Linked DNA regions of Homo sapiens: region 2 is linked to region 1. A link is a contact called in ENCODE Hi-C or POLR2A ChIA-PET data. All regions are on one chromosome and are shown on one strand. The core of a region is the stretch at or near the end of the contact, and the rest is flanking DNA. Distances in the headings are between cores, read along the strand shown. Region 1 holds the start of LINC02674 (long intergenic non-protein coding RNA 2674). Region 2 has its middle 70 kb from the start of LINC02674.

The links. Hi-C counts contacts between places; a loop is a spot of excess contacts on that map. ChIA-PET counts read pairs that join two places held with the same protein, here RNA polymerase II (POLR2A).
Region 2: a loop to region 1 is called in a map of sciatic nerve, with 14 times the contacts of the local background. The contact joins the enhancer-like site here to the promoter of LINC02674 in region 1. A Hi-C loop is called at or near these places in 1 of 168 maps with a recorded cell type or tissue (sciatic nerve). POLR2A ChIA-PET finds 5 or more read pairs at or near these places in 2 of 52 experiments (K562 and MCF 10A).

What each region holds. Positions count from the first base shown.
Region 1 is chr10:117,733,329-117,736,411 of GRCh38, reverse strand. LINC02674 (long intergenic non-protein coding RNA 2674) reads right to left here and starts at 1,493. Exons shown (of 3, transcript NR_187475.1): 1 at 1,061-1,493; 2 at 64-209.
Region 2 is chr10:117,803,037-117,806,119 of GRCh38, reverse strand. No RefSeq gene overlaps it. Among named protein-coding and RNA genes, the nearest start is that of LINC02674, 70 kb to the right of the region's middle. Within about 2 kb of position 1,484, at least 2 of the 41 ENCODE cell types and tissues checked have a DNase peak (open chromatin) inside an H3K27ac peak, as active enhancers do.

The DNA.
Region 1 (3,083 bases), core at 244-2,743:
TTCTTTAGAAAATTGTTCCTTTAATTTTGAAAATATAATTTCCATGTCAGTGATTTCACTTACAGCCTTGTAAAACAGACTTTGGCACTTAGAAAGGAGGCAGTTCAACCACGTTGGTGTGCAGGTTGGAAGGGAAGTGACTCCATTCATCCAGTCCACAGTATTTGAATGCCTACTACAAAGCAGGCACTGATCAAGGTGTTGGGCACCTGCAGAGAACAAAAACACAAGGTCCCCATTCTCATGGAACTTACATTTTGGGGAGAAGAAGACAGACAATAAACGCTAAGCAAATGGCAACAAACATTCAGATCAAGATAAATATTAGGAAGAAAACAAAGAGCTTTATGAAAGTGAAGGGTGGGATGGTTGATGGTCTCATCCTCTCATCCAGAAAGGATGAGCTGAGGCCGGAAGTAGAAGCCATGACGGGCAGGGCAAGAGCTCTGCCTGCAAGTGCAAAAGTCCTGTGGCAGGGTCACGGTTAGGGAGGTCCAGGAAAATGAAGAAGATGGACATGGCTAAGGTGGAGTGACCCCTGCTAATATTTACTGGGCACTGTACTTTGTGCCAGGCCGCATTCTAAGCACTCTATTAGTAGCTCATGAAGTCTCATAAGGGCCCTTGAAGGTGGGGTTCCGTTAACTCCATTTACAGCTGGGAGGCCAGAGAGGTTAAGGAATCTGCTCCAAGTCACCATTTAAGGACAGGGCAGGCAGGATTCCATCCTGGCATTTCAAATCCAGAGCACTTTAGAGCAGACGCCCCGGCAAAAGCCCGAGAACATATTTCCCATGGGCCTCAGGAAGGAGTTTGGATTTTGTTCCAAGTACAAGGGGAAGTGGTCAGGGCCCACAGTCCTTCAGAGGTCAGTTCAATCGTTGTTAAGCACTCAGCCAGGTGCTACGTTCTATCCCAAAGCCCCTTCCTGCGTGCCAGGCTGCCTGTCGTGAGCCTGGGGTCGGGACCTTCGGCATGCGGCCCTCTCAGCCACAGGCGACCCCCACTTTCCCGGCCGGCCCTCTCAAAGATCTCCTCACCCCCGTGTCTCCTGTCCCACCTGAACTTCTCCCGCTTCTGAAAGAGAACTGGCGCCCTGCGCTCGGAGCGGCTCAGGTCTTGGGCTCTGAGAACCCAGGCGCGCCCGGGGCTGCGCAGAGCATAGCCCACCGCACTGCGCCCAGAGGGTGCTCGCAGAGGGGCCTCTCGCCGCCTCTCCCTCCGTGGCGCCGCAGTCTCCCGGAGCCCTCCGATGGCTCTCTCGCGGAGCGAATGTTGGCCGGATTAACCTGTTATCAAAGCGCGCCGCATCACCAACCCGCCCGGGGAACTCTTTGCGCCGGCAACTCGGCCTTGTATTTCCAGCGCCATAAGCCTCTAGTGTCCGCAGTGCCCACGCACTTTGCGCCCTGGCTTTAGCGTACAGACGCTGACCCCAGCAGAGACCCTGGCTCTGAGCGAGTTCCCAGCTCTGTGACACCCCCCACCCCCCCGCACGGTGACACCAGAACATTCCATCCTGGAACATCGGCGACCCTAGGCTTCCTAGCCTGGTGGTGGCGCAGCCTGATTGGCAGGTTCCCTCTTGGCTGGGGTGGGGGACCCGGGGAGAGTCGCTGTGCACAATTGCTGTTTTTACTCCTGCCATCATTAATTCAACTATTGACAGAGAAAGGAGGGTCCGCAGCAGCTTTGTGTCACGCACTCACTGTAATTTACTTGAAAAGAATTAAATCACAATTACCTGCCATTTGTTTTGCATAAAACGAGCCTGTAATCGCAGAGCTCTTGAAAGGACAACAGCCCCATTGTTGCCATATTAGAACAATATTTCTCAATTTGAAACTTAAAGCTTTAGAATTAGCAGCTTTGTTTGACGGTGGCCCAGGGATAGGCAAGACTGACACCCCAGCTCGGACTCCAGACACTACAGTTAACAAGCATAATTTTCATTCGTTGAAGTCTAGACCGATTTTTCAAATTGTTGCACTTATTGTACAAGTGTACCTCCCAAATGTTGGAAAAGAAAATGCAATCTTTTATCTGTTACCTAGCCCAGTTGATAACTTATCTAAATGCCATGAAAATTCCTGTTGCTGGAGTTAAAATCAGAACAAACTGTAATTAACCCACTTGAGACTTGTTTAAATGTCCAAAGAAATCACACTGTTTCTCAAATAAAGTTACTTCTGTTCTCATTTTCTCTCCTTTCAGATACGGTGGTGTAAATATGACTGATTAGCTTTTAAACCAAGGTTTTAAAATGTATTTAGAATATTCAGTTCTCCAAAATTACATCACTGTTAACTGGTGTGTTCAGCAAATTTGGAGCAGAGCTGGTTTTTTAACAACTTCTGTAAAAGTAAACTGATGCTTTGAGTGAGCTGTAGTTTCCATTAGCATTCATGGCTTTTTAGTAACAAAATGTAACTGTTCAATTAAGCTTGAGTATTAAAAAGAACCCAGTTACTAACTGTAAGAACCCTTCAACAGTCAGGAAAAACAGCAAATACAAAAATCCGGTTGGTAACATTGGAAGCTGTGTGCAGAGAGGGTAACAACCTGTTACAGCAACTTTTGCAAATGAAAATAAAGAGAAGTGGCAGAAAAGAAGGTTGAAAGTAGAAAAGATGAAGGAATAAAAAGGTAGAATTTTAAAAATCTGATTGACAAAAAGCAAGCTGAAATGCAGATTTAGTTCAGGGAATAATTAAAATGTAAAATAAGAAAACCTGATAACCCAGGAAAACAGGTCAGGGAAGGAGTAAAATGCCTTTACTGTTGTTACCATTGGACTCACCCAATTCTGAAAAGTACAATTTTATGATTGAAAGGTGACTCCTTTTTTAAGAGTTTTATTTTTTTAAGAAAGAGAAAAGGGTACTGGCTTTAAAAAAATGGTTTTTTAAAGGAAAAAATATTGTGTTGTCTGCTGTCCTTTTTTTTTAATGTATGTGAAAATTTAAATGTTTAATTTTATTCATAGTACTTTTAAATTTTTTTTAATAATTTTTCCTTTATTCTGCTAGGTGAGAATAAATGCTTGGCTTCAGCAGAAAACAAATTATGTATGGAGCAAAACA
Region 2 (3,083 bases), core at 235-2,734, 70 kb before region 1:
CTTCCATTTTCAGAATGGGGCTCCTGAATCCACCAGGTAGGAGGGACACATGAGTGCAGAGCTGAGTGTGGGATAGAGAACCTGAAACCAGGGAAAGTGCTTCCTAGAAGCGAATCCATATTGGCTCTGGATAATTTTAATTATCCTAGAAGCAATTGTGTCTGGATCTGTTCCTGGGGGTCACAAGGGCCCCTCTTTGGGGAATAATAACGGCCACTCTCTCTACCAAATCTTGAAGTGTCTGCTTAATCATTTGTTTCCCACTATTGACAAAATAACTGATACCAAAAATTCCATGCTCAGAAATTATGCATGAAGGCAATGTTAAAGTCTGCGTTATCAGCCAATATAAAGTACATGGTATTATTTCCATGAAATAAAAACCCTGTTTACCATGGCCCCCACTCAACTCCCCAGTCTGGTGGGTTTTGTTCCACATCTGAGAACATCTCTCTCACTGGCTCAGGGAAATGCTGCCACTCCAATAACCTCATTATTTAAGATGCCCATTTTTAAAATATGGCTAAGAGATGGGTAAGAGTAATTCTCATCCAAACTTCCAAGCAAGTGAAAACTTTGCCATTTATTAAAGCCGGGCTGAAAAACCATCCACATCCGTCTGCACCAAGCAGTCCTGGAATCAGTGTTCACCCGGCCGCAGACTTGCCGTGGCTTTCTGGAACACCGCTGGCCAGTTCAGCACTGTTCATCTCGTATGTCAAACTCACTCAGGCTGTCAGCCTGAGTGCCCCACAGGCCATCAAAAAGAGGTACCAAACTCCATTATAACGTCTCTTAGCACTTTCTGCACTTCCACGCCATGCCAGTGGGATACCTGGCTGTGCGAAAGAGGACTGCAAATGGGATTAGAGACATAACATCATCTTGCCTCTCCCTCCAGCCGGGCGAGGGAGAAGGAAGGTCATGCCAAGCAATCAGTCACGTTCTTTGATTTTCTCAGAGGGCTTGTACCTGGCCTGTTGCCCCTTAAGTTCCACTTTGATGGATGAACCAACACTCCCCAAGCTAGGACTGCCACCTGGGGCCCCTCAGCTCAGGTAACTGGGGAAACTGAGTCATGGTGATGTGATTCAGAGCACCTCTATGCACAAGCAAGGTTCTGTCATCTTCTTCCAGGTTTTCTTCTTGAGTCATGGTGGTGATGTGTGTATGTGCGTGAATATATTTTCTTTCGGTTCCTCCTAGAACACGGCGGCCTAGAGAGAGGGTACATGGTGTTCCAGGAGGCAGAGGACAATCAGTTGATCAGGGCATCTGGGCCAGGCTGGCAGAAAAAAAAAAATGTCTCAGCAGTTTATAAAAGAAGAAATAAATAAACGGCATGATTTGAGTCATCAGCCTTGCCTGTCTGAGTTCACCAGAGAATTGACGACTCAGAGCTTCGCTTCATGCAATTTGGACCTTGCCCGAAACCTTCCAACTGTCCCAAGCAGCAAAGAATAGGCCCTCTGCTAATTACCCCAGGGGCCAGCTTTCTGCTGCTTTGAAGAGCTCTCTTTGATGTGATGCAATTCTGCTGCCAGGCCCGGCTGTGCCCAGATTAAGCACATAATGAGCAATTATCAGCCGGGCTCTAGGAGTGTGGCTGAGGCAGCCGAGTGGAAACCCGGTCTGCGCTGCAACTATTCCAAGCTGCCAGCACTCCTTCTGGGGCTGGAGTAATTCGTTTACCCTCTTCTCTCTGCACCCCTGCCCTCAGTGATGTCCTTCCCATCTGTAAAATGGAACCTAGGAGGCCTGGGGATCGGGGGAGGGGTGGGGTTTAGGAACTCTTCTTAGAATGCCCCCAGTGACTGGAGCAATCAATTTCCCGGACACACCACGCATGAGCAAAAACTCACAGCACTAGAATAACAGCTGGAAATACAACCTAGGATAGCACAGAGCCTAAGGGGGCAGGCTCTGCAAAGTCACCGATATGAGCTGTGTGACTTGTCGAGGGACTAATCTCTAACTTTGGTTTCCTCATCTGGAAGAGCAGGAGGATAAGAGAACTCGACTGTAGGGCTGTCGAGAGGGTCCCTGTCTCTGCATCAGCTGCTTCTCAATAAACACTCGCTGGTGGGATTATGATTACATTCACATGTATGATTGCGTGGGATCCTCGCTCCCACAACATACAATGGGGGGGGAGGATTAGTGGATTTGTTGTAAGAGAAGGCAACTGAGGCATAGGCAGACTGAGTGACTGGCAGGGCTGTCTGCCTTAAAGGCCAAAGAAGGAGATTTGAGAAGCATTTCAAAGACATTAGAAGGAAGCAATGGGCACTTTGGTGACATTTTTGTCCCACTTACTTCAAAAGGTCTTTAGAGACCAGACCTAGGGATCCATTCTGGTTTTGTCCACCAAAAGGCTGAGTCCTGTACTGACAGGTTTCCTCAAAGCACAGTGCAGGTCTCCCAGGAGGGGGGGAGGAAAATACCTAACCAGAGGGAATAGGGTTCTCTGTTTACAAAGAGCACAGGCTCTTCTTCCACCTGAAGGACCCTGGCCTTCCAAAAGCCTTCTCTTCCCTGCTTCCTAAAATTCCTTTTTTCCCCCTGCCAGACATCTAGCTTGAAAGACAAGGCTCTTTGGAAAGGGGCAGGGGACTGCCTGTCCCAGGTGGTTCCCTTAGCCTATCCCCAGGCCCCCATCTGCAGAAAGCCACCTCCCCTTGCCTCCCATGGGGGTCTTCCTTGAATTCCCATAATTCCCCTTGTGGGCCTTACAGACGGTCATGCAGACGGTTCTGAGGGGTCATGCAGACGGTTCTGAGGGGCAGTTTAAGGAGGCTGTGAGCATCCTAGGACAGAGACCACATCTTACTCATCTCTATCCCTCACAGGTACACAGTAGGAACTTTTTTTCTAAATTTAAGCCAAGGGCCTGCAATCATTTCTTGAGAGCAGGGATGGTAGAGAAAGGGTGGAGCAGACAGCCACGGTGGAGAATGCTGAGGAGAGGCCGCCTCACAGTTTTGTGGAAAGCCAGCCTTTGCCATCTTGGCAAGTTCTGGAATGTTCTATCTGCCTCATGCTGGGGGACTTTGCCCTCACCTTCTCCCTTCTCCCAAATCTTC